2 separate regions of the Homo sapiens genome follow, and region 1 is linked to region 2. Evidence: read pairs that join two places in POLR2A ChIA-PET (ENCODE). Cell type or tissue: CD4-positive, alpha-beta T cell. All regions are shown on one strand.

Region 1 (4,000 bases), 290 kb after region 2:
GACAGAGGTGCCTCAGACTCCATGATAGAAATATTGGATGTCAAAAGCAATGCTCTCAACAGCACAAGGTTCTGTCAAAGACAGTGCAATGAGAGCCAGCTTCCCCCACCCCTAATAAAACAGGGCCTCCTCAATCCCAGTCACACACAGAGACAGCCTCAACATACATGCCAAAAGGATGGACAATGATACTCGATCACCACCACTGCCATTGCTGCTGTTACTTTGTATGAGATGAGCAGAGCACTCCAGTCTGAATGTTTGGGTGCCCCCACATTCATATGTTGAAAGCTAATTACCAAGGTGATAGGTAGGAGCTAATTACCAAGGAAAGGAGAGGAGGTGATGGTTAGGAGGTGGGGCCTTTTGGGAGGTAATTAGGTCACGAAGGTGGAGCCCTTATGAATAAATTAGTGCCCTTGTAAGAGGCCTTGAGAATTGCCTTGCCCCTTCCATCCTGTGAGGACACAGTGAGAAGGTGTCATCTATGACAAACTGGACCCTCAGCAGAAAAAAAATCTACCCACACCTTGATCTTGAACTTCACAGCCTCCAGAACTGTGAGAAAGAAATTTCTGTTGCTTACAAGCCACCCAATCTATGGTGTTTTGTTATAGTAGCCCGAATGGTCTAAGACAATGGACAATATCTCATATCTACAATAGTATAAATATATTTTCAAGCATCTTTTACTTCACTTATGTATTTATATATCATAATCCAGTAAGGCAGGAAGGGCCAACAACATTAGTCCTATTTTATGGATTTGGAAAATGAAGTACATGCCAGTACTATCATGTTAGATCTTGCGTTACTACTGACAATGACGATGATAGTCATAGATGTCAAATTATCAGATCCTCTCTCCAGAAATCTTTTAATTTACTCATTATTTTTAAGAGATATAGTCTTGCTCTTTTGTCCAAGCTGCAGTGCAGTGGCACAATCATAGCTCACTACAGCCTCAAACTCCTGGGTTCAAACTCCTCCTGTCTCAGCCTCCCAAGTAGGTAGGACTACAAGCTTGCACCACCAGACCCGGTGATTTTTTTCTTTTTTGTAGAACAAAGGTCTTGCTATGTTGCCTATGCTTATCTTGAACTCCTGACCTCAAGGGATCCTCCTGCCTTGGCCTCCCAAAGTGCTGGGATTAAAGGCATGAGCCTCCTGGCCCTGAAATATCTTGAAAGCACAGCAAGAACAATAAGAGTTCATATTTATTGCACGTCTCCTATGTGCTTTGAATGTATTGAAGTAGATGCAATTGTCCTTATTTGAAAGTTAAAGAAACTGAGGTTCAGAAAGATTAAGTATATTGCCTACGACCACATCATTAGTAAGTGATTGAACCAGGATGTGAATCCATGCAGTCTGACTCCAAAGTCATGCACTAGACTAATAAGTGACACCTCTGTTAGCCCATTTTTTAAAGAAAACTCCATTAGAATATGTCAACAAGACCCTTAGATCTTGTTCTTATAACATTTATAGCACTTTTTAGTCTGAGAGTAAACATCATACCTGCTGAGGACAGAAGTGGCTCTTCACTAATATTTTCAGCTCAGAGTGAAAAGGTGGGAGAACTCAAAGAGAAGAGTGTTTAAGTCCATCCCATAGTCCTAGATGGCTTAAAGGACTTGGGTAAACACTCAGCTGTGAAACATTAACAAAGCTCCCAGCCTTGGTGGGTTGCTTCACCTGGGTATGCCAGGCCAACAGAAGTATCTGTAGTAGCCTGGAAAATATCAAGGATCTAATAAATCAACTGATGCTGAAAACAAGCTTGACTTCCTTCCGCAATGTGTATCTCTGCCATCGCAGTCTTCACAGCACGGCAGACACTAAAATGTGACAGGAAACCCAATCGTCTAGCCTAGCGAGTTATTTTCAAAGCGTTGCTAGGGTGATGGGGAGGGAAGGCACATCACAGACAGACAGAAAAATCAAAGGTTTGATAAAACTTGGTGTCATTCAAGTGATATCCACAGACATTTGAAAGGTGCTCTGCTCACATGGACAACGTGGAGGAAATTCAAGGACGATGGTCATGACAGCCTCCATCCTCTTTCAGCACCTTCTTCCCTTGGAAAGTCCTCTCTCTGACATTCACGGCCTCAACCACCATCCATCTCCAGTGCTGTTCCCCCACCCCGGAAGTGCCTCCCATATAATTCTGTCCCGCTTCACTAAATCCCTGGACTGCTTTTTTTTTTTTTTTTTTTTAATTAGAAAAGGAATTTTAAAATTCATTTTTCCCCACAGCTGTTTAGTCCTTCAAAATATTAGTTACTAAATCAAAACTGATGAAATAATTTATGATTTATATGCTATTGGGTGATAATGACTTAATAAATTAATACTGTCAGAGAACTTTTGAAATTTACCCTAACAATAACTAATGGAATTTTCTAGCTCCCTGGGAGGGTGGTACGGTGGAGATGTTTAGTGCTTCCTCTCATCCCATTCTCCTCTCTTTTTGGAAAGGGTCATGTGCCTGTGGTCTGTGTGTCACATGTAGACCAAGGCATTTAATTGCCAGTGAGTGACCCTCCAGTATGCTCCCTCTCTGCTATGACAATGGTGAAGTTTTTTTGTTGAAATGAAGGTGTTGTTAGGTTAAAGCAGCCTGCATCACTGAGCCACCATGTGGAGGCAAGTATCTTAGAGAATCATTCCAGGCTACAATGGACTTTGGATGAAACAGTAATAAAATTCCTTTATGTTAACCCACCAACATTTTTTGGTCATTTTTTATAGCAACATAATCTAGCATATTCTGACAGATAAAGCTAGTAATTTTTGATCACTTCAAATCACAATCCACAGTTTGATTCTGATAAAAGACAAAATTACTAAAAATTACTTAATTAACCAATCAAGATCTACATAACTAGATTTGTTGTGTAGATCTTAATTGGCTTTAATTTGCCATTCTAAAATTGGGCAGCATGTCAGACCAAAAATGCTCTGCCTCACCACATGTGCAGGTTGTATTTCTCTCCAGAGAAAAGGCAGTGACATACAAAAAAATGGAAGTGAGGTACAGAGGCAGACTGATTGGTTACAGCTTGTGTCTGTCTTATTTGAACCTAGTTTGAACAGTTGGCAGCCATGATTGGCTAAAGCTCAGCTGCTGTAATTGGCTGAGAACAGTTTGGCAGCTGTGATTGGCTGAAGTTCAGCTGCTGTAACTGGCTGAGACTCAGCTATATGTTACAAAGGCAAATTCCTAAATTAGGTTTTCAATTTGTTTACATACTAAATTAGGTTGTAGTTCATTACGTAAGACTTGGAGAAGGCTTCTTAAGCCCAAATTTAGTTTAACAGTTCCTGTCTACTGTTAGGAGAAACGTGCTCTGCTTATTAGCTGTGTGGCTTTGGACGAGTTATTATACTCCCCAGAATGAGTCTATGTCTTCCTCTGTAGGTAGCTGGTCCTTTTCAGCTATAAGATTCCACTTAACTGGCAATCCAAAATTACATGGTATCTGCTCCCTAAAAATAACTATTGTATGCAAAGACCAAGCAATTTGTCCCCAAACAAGCAGAGATGTTTAACCCAAGCCAAATACTTTTTACCTGTCATCTCTCTGAACAGGAGGGTCAGGATCCCAGGTTGCCAGTAAAAAAAGCACATGTTTTAAAAGGTCTGAGATTGAACTAAGAGGCCACACGACATCTCATTATCCTCTAGAATTGGTCATTCTGCGCCTCTGAGTTATCAAGATTTATCAAATTAGAGCTGTTCAATTTGGGAATCAGGTAGCCTTTCTCAAAGTTTGTTTTTTGTCTTTGGGGAAAGTATCCGTTAATGTATGAAGACAAGAGGGTCACATGTGAAACAATGGTTCACAGCCCTTTTAACATATCTCTTCAAAGCAAAAGCTTTTCTTGGATGTATGTGTGGTGTGTGTGTGTGTGTGTGTGCGCTTGCCTGTGCACACGTGTGTCTGGTACTATTAGCACCCACTGATCTAAAAATGCAGTATTAGAAAAACTA
Region 2 (4,000 bases):
GCCATTTCTGTGTTAACTCAAAGCCCTAGAATATATTTGAGTCCAGAGATCTCATCTGGACTTATCTGTAAGTCTTATTTGACCCCTCTGTCTTAATTTTGTCATATACATAATTCAATCTACCAGCTTTTGCTGAACACCTATTAGGTGCCTGGCATTGTACATGTCATTATATAGAGGATTCAAATAAAAACAGGACATGTTCCTTGCTTTGATGTCATAATTTAAGAGTCAACCTGATAAGTCACTCGGCGAGAAACTATCCTCAGCATAAATTTGAGACTTTACGAGTTGAGCAGGAACAAGCCTTTCTTCCAAGGCACTTGGGATGAAGGCTTTTCACCTCAGTTGCTAAGGAATTAAGTGGTGTTGATGACCCGGTAGCCAACATACCACATCATCACCACTTCCAGGCTGTTGAGGAGACGTGGTGCTGCTGGAATGACTTCAGGAAGTGCATAAAAATTCAAGTCATGATCACTTGTGGTAATTAGAAGCCCTAGTTGCTTTTGGCAAGGTCACTAAACATTAGTTGGAGCTTCTGGTGGACTTCAGGTTTCCTGATCCTTTCCTTGTGCTTTGTTTAGGCTTCTGTCCAAAGCCATCTCCATGGGAGATGCTTAAGCTGATAAGGTCCTGCCACTCGCTGTCAGAGGCACCTCCCAGTCCCTGCAGACTTGGGTCCCCTTAGTACCTCCAAATCACTAGTCTCTCAAAAATTCTTATTAAACACCTAACATGGACAGGGCCCAGGGATAGATGTATGGCCCTTCCTTCACAGAGTCTAAGGCCTAGTGGGAGAGGCAAACCATATGAATGTGATGAATTGTGCAACGTTAAGATCTCAGAGGCATGAAAAGTAGATTGGGGGCTCAGGAAAAGATTATTCGAAGAGACAACATCAAAGAGTCACTTAAGATTTCAGGTTCGAATGTGCGAAGTAAAATATTCCCCAAACACCACGAACTGCATCTGTGTATGGAAAAGGTGGGAAGAGAATGGATCGTGCAAGAGGATGTATTGCACTTGTGGACTGTGCCATATCAGCACAAAGCCCTGTGAACCAGCCTGTCTCCACAAGCTACCAGAGTGATAAATATACATTCTTCTCTTAAGAAGAAATTCTCCTGGTGAGAACATTACCCTTCAGGGGTGACTGGATGGCTCAGTTTATCACTTGTAAATTTAGCAGATCAAACTAGTTGAGAAGCAGTTGGGCAGTCAGTAAACTGACTGGACTGCTGGGATCAACAGGGACTGGATGTTTAGTTCACTTTCAATAGCCACAAATTTAGCAGCTCATTAGAAGGAACCAAAGTAAAGAACTGCACAAGTCCTCTGGGAGGCCTTGAAAGGCTTCCATGGGCGATGGAAGCCATTTAGAGGCATGGTGTTGCTGAGCCTTTTAAACACGTGATTAGCTAAAGAGAGAAAGATGTTACTTTGGTCTGCATTTCTCTAGGGCAGGAGGAAGTGAGGAAGGGAGGAGCAGAACACTTCAGCCTACATCTCAGGAAGGGAGGCTGAGAAGCAGTGTCTGGCTGAGCATGCTGCTTCTCTGAGCAGATTTCTAGAAGCAGCAGAGGTGTGGGTGTGGACAGGAAACTCTCTATGTCTATCACCTTCTGCTGAGGCTTTTTGTAAACAACAAATGAGATAGTGTAGCATAAGGTCTGGTACTACCTTAGTTTCCCATTGTTGCAGTAACAAATGATCACAAATCAAGAGGCTTAAGACAAGACAACTTATTATCATATAGTTCTGGAGGCCAGAAATCTGAGTTGGGTCTCACTGGGCTAAAATCAAGGTGTCAGCAGGGCTGCATTCTTTTCTGGAGGCTCGGAGGAGGAGTCTGTTTCCTTGCCTTTGCCAGTTTCTAGAAGCTTCTCACATGCCTTGGCTCCTGGCCCTTTCCTTTATCTTTAGAGCCAGCAACATTGGGCTGTGTCTTTGTCATGCTGCCATCCTTCAGTTCTTTCTTTTCTGTTTCCCTTTTTCATGCATAAGAACCCCTGTGATTCCACTGGTCCCACCTGGAGAATTCAGGCGCATCTCCCTATCTTGAGGTCAGCTGATTAGCAACCTTCTTTGCAACTGCAGCCTTAGAGCCCCTTTGCCATGTAATCTGACACATCCACAGGTTCTGGGGATTAGGACATGGACATTTGTTGGGGCATTACTCTACCTATCACTGGTACAGAATAAAAAGTCAATAAATGGTTCTATTCATTACCAGTACTCCCTACCACCTTCTTTCTCTACTGTGAAATTACCTATGCCCTTCAGTTTTTCAAAGGCAGGGCAGAAGCCTCAGCTCTGGTAGAATCTGACGTGCTGGAGGTTGAAAGTGAGAAAGGCAGTCTTTGATGGGCTTAGGGGAGTGGGGAAGTGACCAGCCCTTACCTGGAAGGTTGTGTGCAGGTCTGGGAGGCACAGGCAAGTAAGTAGCTTGAGGTGCTTTAACCAGGATAGTGACAAACTTGGGAGAAGAGAAAACCCTGAGCAGAAACTTCATATGCCTCAAAGGTTGGTAGATGGAGAAGGGATTCAGCTTCATTTTCTGTAAGTGTCGTGATTAAGTGTGTGCACCTTGTTCAGGCCAAGCTGGGTTGCCATCCCAGCTCATCTACTCACCAACTGCCTGACTTGGAGCAAATGTGCTCCTCTCTCTGACCTCCAGTTTTTCATCTATAAAGAAGGACTAATAATAGTAGCTATCTTGTGAGAGTGTTGTGGGAAGTCAATGAAATAATGCATGTAAAGCATCCAGTACATTGTCTGATGGCAACTGTTATTATTAGGTAGCTCCACAGGATAGAAAAATAACCTGTGGGTAAAAGCTGCAGGGAAACAGATATAGGCTCACCATAAAGGAAGGGCTTCTTAATAGTCAAAGCTATCCAACGGCGGGATGGTTAGAGTAGAAGTGATAAGCTGCCCTGCACTGCAACTGTTCAGGCATTGACCAGACATTGGTATGTGGATTAGCTGCAACAGTGTCATCTGGGTGCTTTTGCAAAAGCCCAGAGGTCTAGGCCCCATCCAGATGTGATGAATTGGAATATTCAGGGATGGGGCTTGGAGATCTGTTTTGTGCTTTGTTTTGTTTGTTTTTATTTAATATGCTGTTTTTTAAAGAGTAGTTTTAGTTTTACAGGAAAATTGAGTGGAAAGTACAGAGAGTTCCCATATACCCCTGCTCACATTCAGGTGCAGCCTCCCCAACTGTCAACATCACCCACCAGAGTGGTACATTTATCACAAGCGATGAACTTACATTGATACCTCATTATCATGCAGAGTGCTTAGTTTACATTAGGGTTGGCTCTTGGTGTTGTACATTCATGGGTTTGGACAAATGTATGATGATGTGTATTTACCATTATAGTAACATACAAAGTATTTTCATTGCCTTAAAAAATCCTCCGTGCTTCACCTATTCAGCACCATGCCCCTCCATAGTTTTGCCTTTTCCAGAATGTCATATAGTTGGAATCATACAGTATGTAGCCTTTTCAAATTGGCTTCTCCCACTTAGTAATATGCATTTATTTTTCCTCCATGTCTTTTTTTGGATAGATAGTTCATTTCTTTTCAGTGCTGAATAATATTGCATTGTCTGCATGTACCATGGTTTATCCATTTGCCCACTGAAGGATGTCTAGGTTGCTTCCAAGTTTTGGGAATTATAAATAAAGCTGCTATAAATATCCCTGTGCAGTGTTTTGTGTGGACATAAGTTTTGGAGATCTGTATTTTTAACAAGTGATCCAGAGACAGAGTTGGGGCCACTAGACCAGATAATCATTTGTCCAGAGGCTGAGAGGGGACAGGAAGACTCTCTAGTCCAGAAATTCTAGGGTTCCATGACTGTTGTATGTAGCTCTTGGATCAGGCTCTGGTTTGGACTAGGTGTTAACTTTCTTCTCTCTGGGATCCTTCCCATCCCCCAACAGCAAAATCACTCTTTTGGCCAAATGTTCAGTGTCGATGTCTATTG

The links. ChIA-PET counts read pairs that join two places held together with the same protein. Peaks named below come from ENCODE experiments on the same cell type or tissue, not always from the same donor. Only the 100,000 strongest peaks of a DNase experiment are listed, where the experiment ranks them.
Region 1: POLR2A ChIA-PET joins it to region 2 with 6 read pairs; 3 of 35 experiments call an interaction of 5 or more read pairs at or near these places.

What each region holds. Positions count from the first base shown.
Region 1 is chr11:35,043,279-35,047,278 of GRCh38, reverse strand. All of the region lies in intron 2 of LOC105376626 (a long non-coding RNA gene), which reads left to right. Among named protein-coding and RNA genes, the nearest start is that of CD44-DT, 93 kb to the left of the region's middle. In CD4-positive, alpha-beta T cell, no CTCF peak of the experiment used is centred here; DNase peaks (open chromatin) are centred at 308, 1,878, 2,570 and 3,098; H3K4me3 peaks cover 736 bases; H3K27ac peaks cover 2,646 bases.
Region 2 is chr11:35,328,664-35,332,663 of GRCh38, reverse strand. All of the region lies in intron 1 of SLC1A2 (solute carrier family 1 member 2), which reads left to right. Among named protein-coding and RNA genes, the nearest start is that of SLC1A2-AS1, 49 kb to the right of the region's middle. RefSeq lists an enhancer at 1,719-2,278. In CD4-positive, alpha-beta T cell, no CTCF peak of the experiment used is centred here; a DNase peak (open chromatin) is centred at 1,533; H3K27ac peaks cover 2,706 bases.